6 separate regions of the Homo sapiens genome follow, and regions 1, 2, 4, 5 and 6 are each linked to region 3. A link is a contact called in ENCODE Hi-C or POLR2A ChIA-PET data. All regions are on one chromosome and are shown on one strand. The core of a region is the stretch at or near the end of the contact, and the rest is flanking DNA. Distances in the headings are between cores, read along the strand shown. Region 1 has its middle 23 kb from the start of TLR7. Region 2 has its middle 31 kb from the start of TMSB4X. Region 3 overlaps OFD1 (OFD1 centriole and centriolar satellite protein). Region 4 overlaps LOC105373133 (a long non-coding RNA gene). Region 5 overlaps LOC105373133 (a long non-coding RNA gene). Region 6 overlaps GLRA2 (glycine receptor alpha 2).

Region 1 (3,513 bases), core at 295-2,794, 920 kb after region 3:
TGCCAGGAATGCCTCTCTTATTTCTGCATTGTCTACTGGACGTTTTAGTCATATTCAGACACCATTTGTTTCCTCCACTCCCAGGCTGATCACATCTGTCAGAAACCTGACATGTGGGCATACTGCAGTGATCCCCAACAGAGTGGCCCCCTTGCTTCCAAGTGTCCTGAAGCTGCCAGTCAGAACTGTAATATACGTCAGTACACAAAAAGGCAAGAGAACAACTGTGAAAGCTGTTATCTATAGGTTTTTTCGACTTCATTCTGGCCTTTGGGTGAGGAGAAAGGCTGGTTATAAGAAAAAATTCTGGAAAAAGACACCTGCAAGAAAAAAGCAATTGAGGGAATTTGTGTTCTGCAATAAAACCCAGAGTAAACTCTTAGATAAAATGACAGTGTCCTTCTGGAAGAGGTGAAACTTGTATGCTGATAATCCTTATCAGAAATATCTTTATGAAACAAACCTGAAAGTATAGATCAGAAGTTTCACTTGTTTCTCAGTTATTGAATATGTATCTTTGTGTACATGACATCTTTGCAAAAATAGGTAAGTATAAAACCGATGTAAATTGTACCAGTTAATATGTAAACATCCAATGCCAACATTAAACTTATAAAAGTATTTAAACTTAAAAAAAAAAAAACTTGGCATCATACATATTCTCCCAAAGCTGGAAAAACACCTCTTTACTGATAGGAACCTAAATAAACCCCTTAAACAAGTTGCCCGAGTCTAGTTAATGCTGTGTTGCCAGCATGTGGAAGTATAAAGTCTCAGGTTGCTTTATGCAACTTGCTTGGTTTGGATGAACGTGTGAGTGAGAGGTAGGTATGAATCCCACTGCCTTACGGTTCATGCTAGTTTTTTCCACTCTCAGATGCTGTAAGTCAGGGTCTGCTTGATGAAAAGGAGGACTTTGATGACAAGTATCATGGTATTTGTATAACAAGTCTAAAAGTTTTAATCCCTTCAGTTAGATACAACCATGGACATTTTTCAAGTAATAATATTTTTATTAGAAATTTGCAGATACCTTGAGCCTGTTCTTTGTAATGACATGGAAAAAGAACACAGCCTACATATCCCTTTGTATATAGGATATTTTTAGCATTGTAAAGCCCCGGTGTCATAATTAACCTTGTCTTTTGTTTCTCATTCCCCTTTTAAATGAAAGTATGAAGCACTTCACTGCTTAGTTCTTCCGTAAGTTTCATTTTACTGTGAAATGAAAGTGTTCTGAAGATATCCTTGACAGGATATGCAAACGAATGTAACAAAAACCTTCCTTTGTGTTGAAGGCTGGTCCTAAGTACATACTAGATTTCACCAGACGAGTCCAAAAGGTCAGATGCTTTGAAAAAAGGCCCCCAGTGCAAATAATCGAGTAGTTGACCTGGTGAAAAAAAGGAAAGACTATTTATGCATGCATTGGTCTTTGAGCTGTTCCGCCTGCTGTCTTGTAAACTCAGAAGCAGTTTTCCTGAGGTGGGTATTACTGACCATCTAGCTCACCATCTGAGACTCATAAGTAGATTTGTGAGTGGTGAGGTGTAGTGAAGACCACTTGTTTGGGATTCAACATACATGGCCAGCCAATGAAAATGTTAACTCACATCTGCATATGCCTTCATCTTGTTATGGAACTGGAGGCACCATCATTCATAATGCTTAAAAATAAAACACCTGCAAGGCAGCTATTGTTAAAACCTAACTCGCCCACAAGAAAGCTGATGCTCAACGAAGTCAAATCTCTAGTAATAAAACTGGGTTACTATTCATATCTTGACTCTACTACCCAAGTTCTTTCTGTAAGTCATCTAAACAGCCAGGACCTCAGCAATCTGACTAGATAAAAACAAAAAATTCTTCTTGAGTTTATGATCCTAAGGGTTTCTTTTTCATATCTAAGGGTTTCTTTTTCATATCTAAAGCAGGTATTCATATTAGATGCTGTCACATTTTGCTTATCTCTTGCTGTGTAACAAACCAACCCAAAACATATCTGCTTAAAACAGTAACCACTTTATTTGTTCATGATTCTTTGGTTGGCTGGGGCTCTGCTGGGCTGTTCTTTGGTTGGTTTCAGTTGGGGTCTCCTGTGAGGTTGTAATCAGATGGCTTTGTTCACATGTCTAGTTCCCCAGTGGGGAAGGTTGAGAGGGAGTGATCTTTTCCTCTTTTCTTCCCCATGTGGCTAGCTTGGGTTTCTTTTCATGGTGGTTTGATCCTGAGAGTGAGCATTTCAAGAGACATAAGCTCCAGTGTGCCAGCACTTATCAAGCATTTGCTTACATCATTCTTGCTAATGTCCTATTTATTGGCCGAGCCCGAGGTTAATATGGAAGGATACACCACAGAAGTGTGAATACCAGGAGTTATGGTTCATCGGGAACCACCAAAGTAGCAATCCACCACTTGTAGTATATACAACAGAAATGTAAAAAAATTCATATTTAAGCCAAGATCTGTTGTTCCATATTTTTTTGAAGAATATTGGATTCAAAACATATTACTTTAGAATACTATGCAGCCTCCAAAAGTCACACATTAGAATACTACATGACATGGAAAAAGATACTATGCTAAGAGTAAACCAAAAAAAGTTTCAAAACAAGTATTTGTTTGTATGTATACTCCACTTTTAGCCATTGTTATTGCTGATGATTTTCATTACTTGTCTTTGCATTTATCAAAATTTTATCAGTGCATATATACTATTTTTAATCAGTAATAAAGTATTTTTGCAATTGAAGAAAAAATCTAAAAATAGTATTGCAATAATCGGTGATAGGTTAACAAGGTTTGAGTATGCTTATATAATATTATTTATATTGCTATATTGCTTTATAGATCCTGGAAAGTAAAATATTTGTAGTCAATAAAATAAAGTTCTTACAGAAATGCAAATAAAACAATACCCCAGTACTGTTAAATTATCAGATTGGAAAACAGGAAAAAGATGATCAATTCACAGTGTTTGTCAGGATTTAGGGACTTTGGGTGAGAGTGCAAATTGGTACAACATTTCTGGCAAGCAATTGAAATAGATCAGGATTTTAAATGGGCATTTCTTTGTAGGAATTCTTACTAAAGAGGAAAATGTTTTAAATTCTCCAAACTGTAGCTACTGACCTGTACTGATTTGTGGAATTAATGGTGGTGATTTGTCCCTTTATATACTTTCTGCCATTCTTCATACCTTCTACATGTAGTTTCCCAAAGCTGATACACATTAATGTTGAGAGGAGGTGGCAGAACTTGAAAGCTTCATGGCCCATGACCTTAAACTGGAGCTTCTCAATTTCGGCTGCACACCGGAATGGGATCATTACAAAGTTCCTGATTACTATGTTGACACCAAAGCTTCTGATTTAACTACTCTTGGGTGTAGTCTGGGTATTTGGAATTTTCAAGGCTGCTCATGTGATTCCAATTGATAACCAAGTTTGAGACCAACAGGCATAGTCAAAACTCTCTTGACTGAACTGACCTGAAATTCCACTGGTTAACCTG
Region 2 (3,281 bases), core at 599-3,098, 750 kb after region 3:
TTGTAATTCAGGTTTGGCACTGCTATTTCATAATGTTTTCTTTTTCTAAGCTGGAGCCTTCCAAGGGAGGAGAGTAGGACAATGGAGAAATGAAGACAGAAAAATGCAAGCATTAACCCTGAGGTTTCTTTCTCAGTTGCATTCAGCAAACTAGCAGAGGTACCTAGACTTTCAATACCCAAAATGTGGTCTGTGAACTGGCAACCCCAGGATCACCTGGGAGCTTATTAGAGTCTCAGGTCCCACCTAGACCTCTTGAATCAGAATCCGCACTTTAACAAGATTCCCAGGTGACTCATGTACATATTAAAGTTGGAGATGCATCCTGAATTTGTCACATCAGTGTGAAAGGTGCTGAGCACAGGGCAGATGCTCATGAACTGACCACACAGTGGGGAGTCAACTCTAGGTGAATTCCATGCCACCCCTTTCTAAATGTTAGTGACTATTACTGCTGCCACAAGCTGATATGCGAATGGTGTTGGACAATTCATTTTGTACTCATAAGAAAATCAGTATCAATTGATTGCAAGGGGAAAAAATGCTAGACTTCAAATTCCTACTGCAGCAACCCATTTCCAAGTGCGGGTGTCGAGATGGGAGAAAAGAGGGCTTGTCTTGGGTCAGGAGAGCTGGGTTTCATTCCCAGTGGGTGCCTAGCCAGCTGGGAGACCCTGGGCAGTCATGTCTTCCTTTAGTGCCTCAGTTTCTTCATCTGCACAGAGGGAGAATGGAAACTAGACTTAATGGTATTTACAATCATGACCTACAACATAGCATGGACCCTCCACCCTCCCATTTCTTCTCTAATCCTTTTATCCTATTTCACTTTTCTCTAAAATGCTTAGCAATACACTTGCCACATTATATATTTATTTGTTTTTTTGCACTAAAATGCAAGCTTCATGAGCCACTGCATCCAGCCTGATAATGTTTTTAAATTTGCTGTATGCATCACATCCCCTTTCCTTGTTTATCATTCTCTGAGAAACAAATGTTCTCCAGGGGTTCCGTATTTTAAAAGGAAACTAATTTTTCCTCATCCCTCAAAAAATTCGAGGAAAGCTGGGAGAAGGCATTCATAGGCAGATAAGTAACAACTTATTTCCAAAAACTAGATGCAAAGGCTGCAGGCCTACAAAATGTTGTCTTTTATAGACTCCTCACTTTTATAAGATGCAAAAAAAAAAAAAATCAGAGGAATAGCTTGTAACAAATGGTTACAACTATGGAAATACAGGAATGGCCAAAAAAAGGCAAAATTCCACTATAATAGTGTCATGTGCTTTTCCTCATTGGTTCCTCCTATTTAAACCCTTAGCATGTCTCTCCATCTTCTCTTACCCTCTCAAGCTACATTTCAGATGGCCCCAACTCCCTGATTTGTTTTCACATATCATTTAAGGGCTAGCAGGGCAAAACCTTCTGAAAAGTCATGCAGATGATCATTTGCCTGGCACGCTTTTTTTTAAGTCAGGACTCAAATGAATTGAAAAGTTGCAAACATATTATTTGCAGGCAATGTGCTCAGACCCCCTTGCCTCGATAGTGGGCTGCATGAAGCAGTGGTGGTGCACCATCATCCACCATTTCTGGTGCCAAGTTTTGTCTCGTGTCCAGCTGAAATGTTAGTCATCTTATAGAGCTGCTTGGAAGATGCTATTACATGTAAGTCCCAGCAGTTTTTTCCTCTCAGTACTAGCTTTTTGTGAACGTCATGAGACTGGGAGAAAATCTCTCTGCCAACAAGTGCTCAGTAAAAACCTCCATCCCAGAAATTACCCTGATATATGCAAGTGTGGCAGCGTGAGAGGCAAGTGGGTTGGCAAAGGGCCACGTGGATTCACATGCCACTACCTTCTATTTCCCTTTGTTCAGCTGTGCTGTTCGCACAGGGTGGTGGGTTCTCTCTCTCTTTTTCTTTTTTCTCCTTACTCTTAGCTTTTCTTTCTCTCTCTTTCTTTCTTTTCTTTCTTTCTTTCTTTCTTTCTCTCTCTCTCTCTCTCTCCCTCTTTCTTTCTTTCTTTTTTTTGGCAGTTGAGCTTTGAGCAGTGATGCGTTTTGTTTCAAAAGAGAATCACCAACAGAAAGGGATTGCTCATTGCTCATCTAACTTCAGGGCTCTCTTCTTGTAGAATGCTTCTGCCCACTCACTGTTTCATATGAGAAAGCATTTAAATTCAAAACTCACAAAGTCAGAACTGAAAGTATGTGGGTTTCAGTTCTCCTTATCCGTTTTCCCTTCTTTAAAAACTAAGGAGCCCTATTTGGAGATGTGCGTGCCTGCCAGGAATGAGGTGTGGGGCTCTAGGGTGCTGCGCTGGAACCCATGATGACATGGTTGGCCTATTCATCATAGACCTTTAGAAATGGAAAGAACCAGAAAAGGGCCTGGAAAGAACCTAATTCAATTATTAGGAAGAACCGAATTCATTACTTTTAATGGCAAAAACTGCAATTACTTTTGCCCCAATTTAATACATCATTTTACAAATGAGAAAATCAAAGCCAGAGAGAATGACCTGTCCAAAGTCACATGGCTAATTAGACCCTGTATCACATGTAGACCCTTGTATCTTGGCTGCATTTGGGTGTAGTTGCCAATGTATGTTTGAACTTGGATCTACAACTCCTCAGCAAAGTCAGAGAATCATGCAATTAAAAAAAAAAATGGAGCTAACAGCAAGTCCCAGCATCTCCCCTTAGTTTTGAAGAAGGCAGCATAAACCAGGATCTAGACCCAAAGCAGAGGTCTTGGTAGTTTTTACATGAAGAAACTCATGTGATTCCCAACCAATTCTATGCAACCACAGTTAAAGTGATTTATCTTCAACATCTGGCAACCTAAAGAACTGAAGTAGAGATGACGTTGGGAAGCTGAGTTCCAGGAACATTTTTGTCATGGAGGTAAGGTTCCTGGGTCATCATGAATTAGATGAAAAAGCTCCTTATAACTGGCCACAAAGAAGGCATCAATGACTTTACTAGGTGAAAATGTGGACTAGTGTTTGGATTTTCAAAACAAGCTGATATCAGCCACATGTAAGACCAAAGCAATAGTCACAAAGAAATCCAAAGGACAGCCTCTGGGCTGAGAATTAATAGATCCTTTTCAACAATTTTTACGATAACTTGTTGACAAGATGATTGTATAGACTATGATGAAAAGACATGAGAAAAAACAATTTGCAAGTAAGACTGAAGTACAGGTGGAAAAGGTGGTTAATGGGGTCATCTTTTTGCCCCTGGCCCTTCTAGCAGCCAATGGGTCAGGGCTGGAC
Region 3 (2,500 bases), core at 1-2,500:
TTGGCAGAGTTTTTAATGACTCTCCGATGGTAACTTCTGAAAGCCTTTTCCAAGCGTTCGGCCTCTTGCTGAAGCTCTTTGACCCTTGCCTTAGTATTGGCTACAAACTCAAGGTCAGAATCAGGGGAACTACCCTCCACCCATGCAGTTGGATAATTTGTGATCCTTGATGCAACCATACGTGCTAGAACGTTTTCCTGTTTAAAAGGATTGTTCAAGAAATCCCCACTTATCTCACCATTGCAAGGCACCACATTGCCATTTATTAATCCATTGACAGAACGATCGATCACAGACTGCTTTGGATTGCAGTACACTTCATTCTCTAGGGCTGCAGGGTACAAAAAGCCAATTTCAGAAGTAAGTGGACAAGGCAGAGAAGAAAATATACTTGAGAATATTATTTTTTTGAAAAATGGAAGAGAGTAATAAGGACAAACTTGCACTATACAGTTTCTGAAGCCATGGTAACGATAACCACTAACATTTACTGAGAGCTTATTGTACCAGCTACAGCTTTGTATGTCTTTTGTAACATGATATAATTTCAGAATCCATTATGCACAATTTTGAAAGCCACAAGGCTCTGAGAACTGAAAATTTATTCATAATTTATTTGGTGGCAAAGCCCAACCAGACTTGAACTCATTTGGTTGAAAAGTTTGACCTGAACTGATGTAAACCCATTTATAATCTTTATTTATCCCAGCATGAATATTCATACAGTTGACTGCAAAATAATTAATGTGCTTTACTATAGGATGCTGTTCAGAACTCCCAGGGCTATTGCGAAATCCACAGCATATGGCCCGAGTTTCATATAAGGAAGTGAGGACCTGCATTCACAACAACACTGTGGTCAAGAAACTCTCACTGCTCCCATTTTACAGATGGGGGGACTAAAGCTTACTGAGGCTGGGTCACACGGTTAGCAAGTCTAAGAGCTACTGGGCTTTCCTAATGCAAAGCCAGTGCACCTGCCCCTCTCTCCTGCAATGCCTCCCCGTGATGCTACAAGAAAGAAGCTTGCCCTCGGCAACACATGCATGCGAAAGAGTTCTATCCTCATTCAACTATTTTTTATTGATAGGAGACTGCTATGATTTCAGCTGTGAGAAGTTTCACAAACAGAACTGAAAGAAAATGAGGAACAGAAAAAAGCAGAAACGAGTAGAGATAAAAATAAAACAAGTGCTGGTAGAAGAGAGCAAGGAGCTGATGAGGAAACAATGCAGGTGGGAACAAGGAAGGCTCAGACCCAGTTGAACTGGTAACACATACGTACTTTCTTTGAACTTGAAAGCAACTGAAGAATAAAGTATCTGAACTTTAATATCCTTCTTACGAAGTAGGAAGGGGCAGAGATGCATCCACAGTGAAGACACAATAATAAAATGATACCAATAACCATTTCCTGAGTGTCTTTTATGTCCCAGGCACTGGACTGAAACCCATTTCATCTTTTTCATCATGGCTCAGTAGGTATTATTATCCCCATTACAAATGAGGAGACTGAGGCCCAAGGAAGTTAAAGTAACATGCCCAAGGTCAAACAACTTCAAAACGGGTCCAAAAGAAGAACAGTTCTGATTCTGAAGGCAATATTCTTTTTGCTAAACCACCCTGCTTGTCCTGTATATTTATATATCTATCAAGGAATCCGTAAAACTACTGAATTGGTGTTAACATTGGGGTAACAAATAAAAAAGGAAATCCTATAATGAATATGGGGACTTCTATGTTACCACCACGCCTTTCCTATTGGGGCATGAGACTCTCCCAAGCCATGAGGCACCTATGAAGCAAAATACTTTTGCTGATGATCCAGATGGTATTACCAAAATGGATAGGGAGTTTTACTTCTAAGATGACACATATTTCTATGGCTTTTCCCCTAAAACAATAATTAATATTCAATAAATTATGATCATTACATTTTCACAGACACCAGAAGCTTTATACATACAAAAATATTTATGGGTTAAAACGTCTCTAACCTGTCTGAGTTTGCTTCAGTTGCAATTTTAAATCGGCAACCTGAGTAGTTAAACTCTTTACAGAAGCTTTGTAACCTAGAATCTGGGCCTTCAGCTGTGCAGAATGCTCAATCTGAAAAGATTCAGAATAGGAAAAGAAATCAATGTAAAACAAATCACAGCTTGCTTCAAAAGGAAAAGTTCTCTTATCATGTTTGTACTCTTTTTGTTCTGCCAATTCCAAGAAGCTTTATGACAGTAAACAACAGGGTCCCTATTAAAAAAAAACACAAGCAGAACACACAAACAAGTTCTTCACCATCTTTTTCAGTCATATCAAAGAACTCTAGGGCATGCAGGCAGAAATCAGAAGACAGTGAATGTTTGTAATACTTATCAGGGTGAGAATCGAGAGATAACAGTGGGCACCATCAGGCACTCAGAAAATTTTATGTTTAGGTGAGTTTGCTTTCTTCTCCATTTTATTACTATTACGAATATAAAGTCACGTTATCACTGCAGAA
Region 4 (3,225 bases), core at 189-2,688, 670 kb after region 3:
GATAGTTGTTGCAGGGCTTACAGCAAGTATGGGATTACTATTAATAAGCATCAGATTCGGCTTTGTGCTTTTTGGCCACTCGTCATAAAGAGACCTAAGTAATATTTCTCATAGGATGGAGGAAGCACACATTAATCATTGATTGTTTCCTGTGTGCCTGATACTGTGCGCTGGAGGCCTTGGGAGACTTCATAATAAATCAGATCAGGCTCCTGCTCCCCTGTTCTGATGTACAGGCAGTACCTTCTATACCAGGCTGTGAAAAACACTAGACTGTGTTTGAGTGTGATTGTGAGCGTCTGAGTCACAGTCTAGTATAGAAGTTACTGCATGTACATTGGTGACAAAAATTCAAGGTAGAAAGTGACAGGTGACTCAAACAGGTTTGAACCAAGCACTGGGGGTGTCATATGCTTTGCCCGACATTCAGTTGAATTGTTGACTGATAGAGGCCGGTGAGGGGGCAGGTGCCATGTTTTCACAGGAAAGGGTGCTTAAAGGGTGGGATGGGAAATGTAAATGTATCAAGGAAAGTGCAAAGGAAATTTCCATTCCCCTTTTTCTGGCTTTGCCTGCATGGAAGAGTTTGCCCCTCAGCCTCAGAGGATCCATCTGGGGGCCCCAGGAGTCTCAGGGTAGATTAGTCTCCTATGGCTGCAGTAACAAATGACCACCAACTTGGTGGCTTAAGACAACAGTTTATTCTCTCACAGTTCTGGCGGCCAGAATTTTGAAATCAGTCTCGCTAGGCCCAAATCAAGGTGTGGGCAGGGCCACGTTCCCCCAGGAAGCTCTAGGGGAGTATCTGATCCTTGCCTTTTCCAGCTTCTAGTGGCCATCCATATTCCTTGGCTTGTGGCCTCATCACCCCAATTTCTGCTGTTGTTACATCACCTTTTCCATGTGCACGTAGATCTCCCTCTGCCTCCTTCTCTCAAGAATACGTGTGATTACATTTAGGACCCACTCAGATGATACAGGATAATCTCCCCATCTCAAGATTCTTCACTTAATGACATCTGCAAAGACCACCTTTTTTCATAGAAGGCTACCGGGATCAGGATCTGCTATCTTTAGAAGCCATTATTCAGCCTGCTACACAGAGCTAGTGCCGCCCTCCACCCCTGCCCCCTCACTGCCCACTGCCCACCTTGGTCCTGATGCCTGCAAATGGAGGCAAACACTGACCTCTCTCTGTCAGAAACAAACATGCAGTAATTAAAACGCGTGTTCATGGTCCCGCCTTCTCTCTTTCACCTTCTGCATAGTTGTATGGGCTGCCAGCTTCCTGGTTGCAGAATGACTCTTTGAAGAAGCCCCAGACGGAGCTTCCTCAGAGCTGTGGGTGGAATGTGCCCAACCAAGACTTGAGGGCAGGGCTTCTCACCGCAGCACTTTGTGGCAGGAGCTGTGCTGTGCGTTGTAGGATATTTAACAGCATCCCTGGCCTCTACCCACTAGATGCCAGTAGCACCCTCGCCTCCCCAACCCAGCTGTGGCAACCTAAAATGTCTCTAAACATTGCCAAACATCTCCTGGAGGGCCAAATGGCACCCAGATGAATCCCACTGCTCTACAGAGTGAAGTGGGGCCTCTCTGGCCCTGGGGGGTGGGGCTGGGCTGCTTTGCCACCCTTCTCTTTTCTAGGTCTCTTGAGTTTTGAGAACATGGAAGGGCCATGTTGCTGGGTCTCTAGTCTAGCCCCTTTGTCCTCAATCCTGCTGGGGAGGGGCTTCTAGAGCTGGGTTTCCCAAGACTAGGAATAACTGGGGCCCTGAATGAAGGGCTCAACTGGTGGATCCCAGGATCCCCTCTGACCAGACAGTTCTGGACCTGAGACAAGCTGAACAACCTCTCAGTTTTCTTTCCTTAGGGTCCTGAGAGGCAGTGGAAGTTGGTGTCTTGGACACTGGGGTCCCCGGGGGCATTCTATACTACTTACAGCCTCTGTTCTTGGTAGTAAACCCAAGAGAACATCTCAGTGGAGTAGAGCAAAGAGGCTAAGAGTGAGGGGCTTTGGCAGCTGACTGTTCAGAGTGGATTCTTAGTTCCACTCCTTATAAGCTCAGGCACCTGGGGCAAGTTACATGCACTGCCACAGTTTCTTCACTGCAAAATGTGGATAGAATTGAATCTCCTTCATAGGATTGTGGTGAGAATGAAATGGATGATACATATCAAGTGGTCAATAAATAGTCACTTAAAATGAGAATAACTTTTATCATATTTGTGTCTTATCTCTCTGTAAGATTTGATCATCCTCCTCAAGCAACCCCTAAGAAGATATTTCAAAGGGTGCATTTAGTTCTTGCCATCTCTGAGAAATGGATCTCTCCTACACATACATTATAGATAAAATACAATCATCCATGTGACATTCTGTGTTCTTCAATATCCCCATAATCTCATAAGCCTCTCCTGGTCAGTACTGCACAGGCCGAAACTAGATTCGGTTTTCTATGTACTTTCCTGTAGCCAGAAGCTACAGTTAAAGCTTGTTTAAAAAAAAAAAAAAAAGTAAAAACGAAGTTTTCTACACTGGCTGCTCCTTTCTTTGCTTTGAAGCTAGACTGTAAGTTCACAGGTAGCCCCAAATGCATAAAGATAAGGCTTCCTTTATAACAAGGAAAGAGAGAGAGAGACAAATCCCAAAGGCTTGCTTTTCACTCACATATATTATAAATTTAGTTGGATGAAGCAAGATTACAGCCAAATATGGGCAGAACATGCAGAGAAACCTTAACTGTGATTGGCTCTTAACTTTGCCCCAAAAGAAGAACATTGTGGTTTAAACATCGCCGTCCCAGGAAGTCTTGAAATCAACTGAAGGGTTTTTCAAATTTGTTCTTCATCATTTAAACCAGACCCAAGCCCACTCTCATTGGTTGCTGGAGGAGCTGAGACTGAAGTCTGTGCTGACATTTTCAACCCTCGTTTGACAGGATAATTAGAGGAGAAGCCCCCGGTGTTGGTGACATTTGAGTCTCAAGAGCTTCCAATCCCAGTGTTGGATTGAATTTCAGTTTTCTTTCTTGCCACGCTGCCAATTTGTACTGCTGTAAGCTGACCAGCTTACACACTGAAAAGCAAAACGCAGTTCAGCTGGTTTTAAAAGACCCATTGACAGCCCAGGGCTTGTAAAACGATGTGTACGGGTAGCTTCAGCTGGCCCCTGTAAGAGATGGCCTGAGATGATAAAATGCTTTGCAACTTAAATTTCCACCA
Region 5 (3,468 bases), core at 890-3,389, 680 kb after region 3:
TTCCTACCTCAGACGGTTGCTGTGAGAATTAAAATATTTACTACACATAAAGTCATTCGGAGGGTTGACTGACTCATACTAGGTACTGATCAATGTCAGCTTCAGTGATCTCAGTTTAGAAAACAGCTCATTACATACATAGGAGGTCATTGTTAGTCCACATGAGTTGGGGAGAGTAGTGACTGGAAAGGGTCGTGAAGAGGCCTTCTGGGCACTAGCAATTTTATCTTTCTTGAACTGATAACCTGTTACACAGTTACATGCAGTTTGCAAAGATCCATCAAATCAATCCTATATAATTATCAAGAACTGTGAAGGTTCTCAGATTTGACCCTACTTGTAATCTGACAAGTTAGCCTGCCCTAGTTTCATGGATGTTGACAGAAGACATGAGACTCCTGGGTCAGAGAAAAAGGACTTTCTTATTCAGAGAACAGCATACAACATGAGCTTCATATTTGTATCAGTTTCTCTTGCCCTCTAAGTCCCATGGGGGCAATGTAGAGGAGCCCAGTTGAATACTGCACATGCAGTGGGTTTATGCCATAGTTTAAGAACACAAAGTGAAGGGAATCCAAATATTTCTAAAGAGGCAATAAGCCTGCCTGACCTTTGTCCTGGAGAGAACCACTATTGTGTTGGAATGGCTTTATTATACTGGACTGATTTTTGTTCTGGAGGGAAACCCTATCTCTGTCTTCCAAGGCTGTTCACTATACAAACATCCTTGAGAAGAGAGTTCAGAACAAATGGAGTCAGAGCCTCTGGTTACAAGGCGTGCAGAAAGGTGAGAGACCCATGGAGAATGGTTACCCAACAATATATGCACTATTCTGATATATGTCACGCTCCAATAAAAGGCTTTTTAAAAGTGCTACCCTAAAAAAATTGTTGCCCTATGGTCAAATACCTTTGGGAATATCTGGGATAAACCATTTTCTTTACCATTGTACTTAACAGAACCTTTCATATGCTAATGTGTATAATGCAACTGCAGGAAAAGGAACACAATTTGCAGTTGTTTCTCAACATTCAATGCTTCTTAAACCCTTTCTACACAAACATAAGAATTACCTGGGAGTCTAGTTAAATGCAGATCCAGATTCAATAGGTCTTCAGTGGGACCAGAGATTTTGTGTTTCTACCAAGCTCCCAGGAGATGCCAATGTTCTGGCTCATACATCCCCACACGTTGAGTACTAAGGAGTTAGAAAACTCTCTTTTCAAGGAACTTCTCACAAGACTAGGATTCTACCAAACATGCTGTAAGATTACAGTTTCCACCAACCCTAGCTCTACTATTACGTCCAATCTGATATAGGAAGAAAAAATATAAAATTCTTAAATGCAAAATCTCAATGATTTGTGATGCAGGTCAAAGCTGGTTAAATGTAAAATGTAAATTAAATGTAAAAATACTAAAATGCTTAGGAAAGTTCTAATACTTAGGACGTATCTCCTGTGGTATAAGCAAAAACCACAAATGGGGGCTGAATAACAATGAAATTCTAATTTTGCCATAAATGATAACCTAAAACACTAAAATCAATGGAATGATATTTTGCAAAGTAGATGAAACCTAAGCTAATGAGGGTCTGAAATGACAGAGGCTGGAGACTATTAAAGTGGCTGGTGGATGTTTTCCTGAGCTTCATATAACATGGAGGTACCTGAGCCACGCTAATCCCAATAGGGCATTCCCCATGGGTGACTGCAGTGGGCAGAAGGCTGTTCTCCTGTGGCTTTCACACCACCCCTGGGCAAGAGGACATCCAGCAGAAATGACTCAGCTGTACCTAGTTCCATGCTTATCTTCCTTAAAACTTCAGTTCTCAACCCTGGCTACACATTAGAATCACCCAAGAAGCTTTGGAAACACTTCCGATTCCCAGGCCTCTTCCAGACCAGTAAACTATGAATCTCTTGGGACAGAGCCTACACATCGGTAGTTACAAAAATCCCCCCAGTGATTGTGATGGAAACTGTTACCCTCAAGCCTCTGACAAACTTCAGTGAAGGAAGTAAAATCCACAACCCAGTGTAAATGGAGCATATATCACCAAGGTACACCTGCTTTCCTCTCTTCCGCATCTCTGATTCTGCTACTATACTAAGAACCACCACGCTCTGAGAAGAGACATCAACAACAGCACGGTTCATTTCCTTCTAGACCTCACCACATGCCTCATCTCTCTCTAGTTCATGTTTGGTATAAGCGATGGGTCTCATTTTTAGGGAACAAAAGCACAGAAATCTCCCTATGTAGGACTTTGTGGAAATTTTGACCAGGGTGAAATTAATTTCATCCCATATTTACCATAATTTGAGCATTGTATTATCTCAAATATTACCATGGATAAAGGGATTCTGCAGTGTCATGCTATGCAGTTAAGATTTCTGGGTTTGGGTCACAACTTCCCGTACTTACTAGCTGTGTGACCAAGTTGGGTAAGTTACTTCATCCCATTAATCCTAGTCTGTTCACACATAAAATAGGAGAATTCATAAAGTTCAGAGTTGGGATGATCATTACTAGAAGGTAATTCATGTGAATGACTGGACACTGTCCCGGGCATAATAAAACCTCCATAAATACCAGCTATTTTTATAAGTTGATTTGGTATCATTTAAATAGATGATCTGTAGATGGCCACTCTTCAGTGAGCTGTTTATTATCCAGCCTCAGGGAGACATGTAAATTGAGCATAAATGTTTAAAGACTTTTACACTAATTTAACAGAGTAACTGTCTATCAAATCTAATAAAACTCTTAGGCTTGCGTTTTGTATGTCTTTACTAAATTTTTGCAAGAACTCATTTTTAAAAATGTTATGACTATTGGTCCATGGACCTGTATTTTGTACACCTTTTAAATTTAGTTTTTTCTAATAATTCATTTTATGGAAGTATTTTTCCATGATAGATTGGAGATTAAAAAATTGATTTTTCATAGAGTTTGAGAATAACTAGTTTAAAGATAAATTTATGAATATTGTGTCACAGACATGAATGAAAAACCCATTGTATCTGTTTTCTGTGCTATATAGCAAACTACCACAAGTTTAGTGGCTCAAAATAACACCCATTTTTTTTTATTGTTATTATTATTTTTTTTTTAAACAAAGTTTCATTGCCATTGCCCAGGCTGGAGTGCAATGGCGCGATCTTGGCTTACTGCAACAACCGCCTCCCGGGTTCAAGAGATTCTCGTGCCTCCGCTTCCCAAGTAGCTAGAACTACAGACACACACCACTGTACCCAGCTAATTTTTGTATTTTTTTGTAGAGACAGGGTTTTGCCATGTTAGCCAGGCTGGTCTCAAACTCCTGAGCTCAAGTGATACTCCTGCCTCGGCCTCCCAAATTGCTGGGATTACAGGTGTCAGCTATGCCTGGCCACAGCCATTTATTATCTCACAGTTTCTATGGGCCAGGAATCTAGGTATGGCATGGCTGGATTCTCAGCTCT
Region 6 (3,591 bases), core at 27-2,526, 910 kb before region 3:
GAATTTGGAAAAATTACTTAACCTTTTTGAATCTTGATTTCTTCATATCAAAGTAGGGGCCCACACATTCCAGTTTCATGGGGTCATTGAAGGATTGAATAAGATACTTTATATAAAACTTAACACTCATTTGGCAGATTGTAGATTCTCAGACACATTGGCTTGTAAGGGATGAGCCCCTGAAGACACTGCATAATTCAAAACTTGCATAATTCAAGGCAGTTTTCCCCACAGGAATAATGTAAAGTAAAATATCTTGTATTTGATGTTTTGTGCATGGACTAAGACTTTGTTAGTATTTTTATATTGCTTTGCTTTAAATTCACATAATCTAAGTTCACATAAATGGAACTTCATTGCAGTGAGCACTCCTGTATATCATGGGGACTGATATATGCTGTTACAAAAAGAAAACAGAACAAAATCACCACCACCACTATCATCAACAAAAAGCTTACACCACCACCATTCTATGAGTTATCTCCATTATAAGGATAAGGAAGCTGAGTTCACTCATTAACTTTACCAAGATCACACAGCAAAAGAATAGTTGAGCTGCGATTTGCATTAAATCTGGCTTGACTCCAAATTCTGTGCTTTTCTGCCTCACTGACCCCTGTGGGAACCTCCCTCTCTGGCGATGAGTCAGAAGAATTACTCACAGACTGTGCTTACACCAGATGACAACATCTGATGTGGAAAAGAGGTGAGAAGGTACATGCAGTGGGACTGGCAAGCAAGAAACAACAGTAGCACTGTCACACCTGCAGCCATGGACATACTGTGAAGATAAGTGTTCATAGATGGCAGATAACCGCAATCTTCATTTGTTTTCTCAGTCAGCAATTAGTGCCTCGACTACTTGTATACTATTTGTGCATTTACTCCCTACCCTAACCCAGGTTCAAAATTCATACTTACAAGCAAGGAAATAAAAGAGGGAAGTTTAATAACTGTTATTTGGAAAGGCCTTGGAATGGTGGGTAAGGTTTATAGTGATGGGTAGAGGAATATGGAAGAGCTGACAGGTCTCCACTCCCTGGACTGAGCTTGTTGGTTTATGATTTCCAAGTTGCCTATGCCTCCTATAGTGGGATGAGGAGCCAAATCAGGAAGGAAGCAGTGGCCAAACCTTTCACCCCTGACCATTTCTCAAACTCAGAACCTTACCAGAGTGAGTGGGTGTACCTGTGTTAAGTGACTATGTGCAGATGCGTCATCATCTCATAACAATTATGGATGATGTACTCCTGAGATGAACAGTGGGTAAGATATGTAGGGAATGGGTGATTCTGGAGTACAAAATAGAGGCAGTCTTAGAAGCCCAGTTCAAGTTGCAGTGATGGAGAAATCATTTCCTCAGAATACCTAGAATCTTGTGATAACTCCAGGATACAAAGAGGCCCCTTCTGGTGCTGAACTTCTCCACCAATGCACCTGAACCCTCTGAGCACTGTGATGCTACATCCTGGGGATGAGAACAGGGATTCCTTTAGTGGAGGGCCATAGAGTATTTAATATATGAGAGTATAGTGTGAAATATGAATTTCAATTGAATGGTAGAGTCAGTGGTAGCCGAGAAGCTTTCCGACCCAGACTCTGGCTTGTGGACTGATTTAGTGTCAGCTCTGTACTTTAATGTGAGCTCACAGTGGAGGCTGCAGATCATCAAGGATGTCTCGATAGGAGCCAACTTGCCAGACACCTTCCCTTCTTGGCATGGCACTCTGGGCGCTCAAGCCTAGTGTGTTCTAACCTAAAGCTCTTGAAGTTAATCAGCTACCTACTGTTTCATACTATTCAAAGTGAAACTGAAATGGAAAAATTCCAGGCATCCACCACGCTCCAGGTTCCATGTGGGGAGGAGAAAACAAGAAAAGGAGCTACAGGTCAGTCAAAGGTTTGTAATTAATGTGGTTCAAAAGCTTCTGGCTGGGCTGTTGATCTCACTTTTTGTTAGTTATAAATTACCAAAGATTATGTCTCTACTGTATCCACTTCCTATAGTTGAGCAGCATTTTGATACAAGTCAGCTCCATTCCTTTCTCTTTAACAAAAAAACCAGAAGCACAAATCACCCATTAATAGTTAAATACCTATTTGCAATAGATACTAGCCTACAGGAGTCTGTAATGATTAAAAAGAAATCCTACTGCCTCTTGAGTAAAATGACATAAGTAGATGTGTAAGCTCTTTGAAGAAATAAAAGGCCATGCCATCAGATAGCATTATTATTTTTCAATATGGAAGTGTACAGAATGCTTAAAAGATAAAGTGTAAGTGTGAAAATATTTTGGTTGGGCTCATTGAGTGCCTCAGTTTCTAACATATCAGTTGCATACATCTGCTTCAGAAAGTTTAGATCAATCTCAGCCCCTTGGCGGAAATCAATCCAGTATGACTATCTAAAGTAAGAGAAAGCAGCAAGGCTGTGTTAGAGAGAGCCATGAGAAGATGCCAAAAATGTGGACCTCAGCTTTGCCACTGGCTCACATTGCAAATTTGGGCACATTATCTCACGATTTGGGGTCTCACACTCCCACTTGGGATATAAAAGGATCGGGCTGATAATTTTCAAGGGTTCTGCTATTCTAAGATTCTGTGACTCAAGGGAAATAAAAAGTGATGAGAGAGGAAACCACATCAATAGCAGTATGGGTTCCCAATGTCAAGGTGATCAGAGCTGTGAGTCCCAGTAACAGCCTTCAGGCCCTCTACTCTGCATTCTTAGCACTTTCAGTATCATCTGATAATGTCTATTCATTGAATGCCTCTATGTGCCAGGCAAGACTTGCCTAAAATAGTGAATTCCTTGCTTAGAAGCAAATAGTACTAATTCAGGAAAAACAATTGCATGTGCAATACTATGTGCATAGCAGATACACTGAGTTTACTTGCAGATTCAATGGACAATTCTCACATAAACCCTCAGCAACTCACCCCAAGCTCTGCTTTTCTGCCTAAGAGATTTCTCTGGTACCTTGGAAACTTTCTTGACATGCATGCAAGGAAGCCTAGAACACTACCAGGGGCAGTCCTCAACCATGGAAGGATGGGGGTTGGTGGATAAAGACCCTGGATTTCCTGGTACTTGTTGGGGCAATCTGAAGAGAATTCTACACAGTTTTTGGAGGATCCCTAGCATAATTGAACACTAGTTGTCCCTCATGGTAACCAACTCAATAATACACTTGTTTGCCTTTTCTCTTTTCACTATTTACATTCCACATTCTCTCTTGTCTTTCTTGTCACCATCTTTCAAATAAACTGCATCCAAATGCTTGTCACAGGGTCTGCAGTTTACTGAAACAAATGACTCAAACCCCAAATTAGATCAGGAGAGCCTATCACAAAAATGATGCCTGCCACATCATTGCCATTTAGAACCAGGATAGCAAAGAAACACATCCTGAAAATTTTTTTCTTACTAGCAAATATCCTATGCCTGGCTGGCTTGCCCATCACCAGTAAGAATGGAGTGTTGACATGAATCAAAAAACATTCTTCAAGCAGTAAGTACCAAATCAATTTAGGACCTATATTGCCCATATGATTTAACACCTATCACTTCCCTTTTTGCTCTGCACAGCT

Evidence for each region. Hi-C counts contacts between places; a loop is a spot of excess contacts on that map. ChIA-PET counts read pairs that join two places held with the same protein, here RNA polymerase II (POLR2A). Pooled maps may share reads with other maps.
Region 1: a pooled map shows a loop between it and region 3 (5-fold over the local background). The contact joins two enhancer-like sites. A Hi-C loop is called at or near these places in 1 of 37 single-sample maps with no recorded cell type and 3 of 50 pooled maps. POLR2A ChIA-PET finds 5 or more read pairs at or near these places in 1 of 52 experiments (T-cell).
Region 2: a map with no recorded cell type shows a loop between it and region 3 (4-fold over the local background). The contact joins two enhancer-like sites. A Hi-C loop is called at or near these places in 4 of 37 single-sample maps with no recorded cell type and 4 of 50 pooled maps.
Region 4: a pooled map shows a loop between it and region 3 (4-fold over the local background). The contact joins two enhancer-like sites. A Hi-C loop is called at or near these places in 1 of 168 maps with a recorded cell type or tissue (GM12878), 19 of 37 single-sample maps with no recorded cell type and 8 of 50 pooled maps.
Region 5: a loop to region 3 is called in a pooled map, with 3 times the contacts of the local background. The contact joins two enhancer-like sites. A Hi-C loop is called at or near these places in 1 of 168 maps with a recorded cell type or tissue (GM12878), 18 of 37 single-sample maps with no recorded cell type and 6 of 50 pooled maps. POLR2A ChIA-PET finds 5 or more read pairs at or near these places in 1 of 52 experiments (activated CD4-positive, alpha-beta T cell).
Region 6: a pooled map shows a loop between it and region 3 (14-fold over the local background). The contact joins two enhancer-like sites. A Hi-C loop is called at or near these places in 7 of 37 single-sample maps with no recorded cell type and 5 of 50 pooled maps. POLR2A ChIA-PET finds 5 or more read pairs at or near these places in 1 of 52 experiments (HEK293).

Annotation. Positions count from the first base shown.
Region 1 is chrX:12,841,827-12,845,339 of GRCh38, reverse strand. It overlaps the pseudogene MRPL35P4. Among named protein-coding and RNA genes, the nearest start is that of TLR7, 23 kb to the left of the region's middle. RefSeq lists an enhancer at 1,025-1,344. Within about 2 kb of position 1,544, at least 3 of the 41 ENCODE cell types and tissues checked have a DNase peak (open chromatin) inside an H3K27ac peak, as active enhancers do.
Region 2 is chrX:13,004,743-13,008,023 of GRCh38, reverse strand. No RefSeq gene overlaps it. Among named protein-coding and RNA genes, the nearest start is that of TMSB4X, 31 kb to the right of the region's middle. RefSeq lists enhancers at 1,873-1,922, 3,256-3,281. Within about 2 kb of position 1,848, at least 11 of the 41 ENCODE cell types and tissues checked have a DNase peak (open chromatin) inside an H3K27ac peak, as active enhancers do.
Region 3 is chrX:13,757,946-13,760,445 of GRCh38, reverse strand. OFD1 (OFD1 centriole and centriolar satellite protein) reads right to left here. Exons shown (of 23, transcript NM_003611.3): 15 at 1,998-2,109; 16 at 1-331. Among named protein-coding and RNA genes, the nearest start is that of OFD1, 24 kb to the right of the region's middle. RefSeq lists an enhancer at 1,003-1,092. Within about 2 kb of position 1,250, at least 4 of the 41 ENCODE cell types and tissues checked have a DNase peak (open chromatin) inside an H3K27ac peak, as active enhancers do; they include GM12878, where a contact is called at or near this core.
Region 4 is chrX:13,090,849-13,094,073 of GRCh38, reverse strand. All of the region lies in intron 3 of LOC105373133 (a long non-coding RNA gene), which reads right to left. Among named protein-coding and RNA genes, the nearest start is that of FAM9C, 48 kb to the right of the region's middle. RefSeq lists an enhancer at 3,158-3,225. Within about 2 kb of position 1,438, at least 12 of the 41 ENCODE cell types and tissues checked have a DNase peak (open chromatin) inside an H3K27ac peak, as active enhancers do; they include GM12878, where a contact is called at or near this core.
Region 5 is chrX:13,073,427-13,076,894 of GRCh38, reverse strand. All of the region lies in intron 2 of LOC105373133 (a long non-coding RNA gene), which reads right to left. Among named protein-coding and RNA genes, the nearest start is that of FAM9C, 31 kb to the right of the region's middle. RefSeq lists a silencer at 2,187-2,246. Within about 2 kb of position 2,139, at least 7 of the 41 ENCODE cell types and tissues checked have a DNase peak (open chromatin) inside an H3K27ac peak, as active enhancers do; they include GM12878, where a contact is called at or near this core.
Region 6 is chrX:14,671,041-14,674,631 of GRCh38, reverse strand. The region is part of intron 7 of GLRA2 (glycine receptor alpha 2); the gene reads right to left. Among named protein-coding and RNA genes, the nearest start is that of GLRA2, 140 kb to the right of the region's middle. RefSeq lists enhancers at 511-805, 249-1,448. Within about 2 kb of position 1,276, at least 2 of the 41 ENCODE cell types and tissues checked have a DNase peak (open chromatin) inside an H3K27ac peak, as active enhancers do.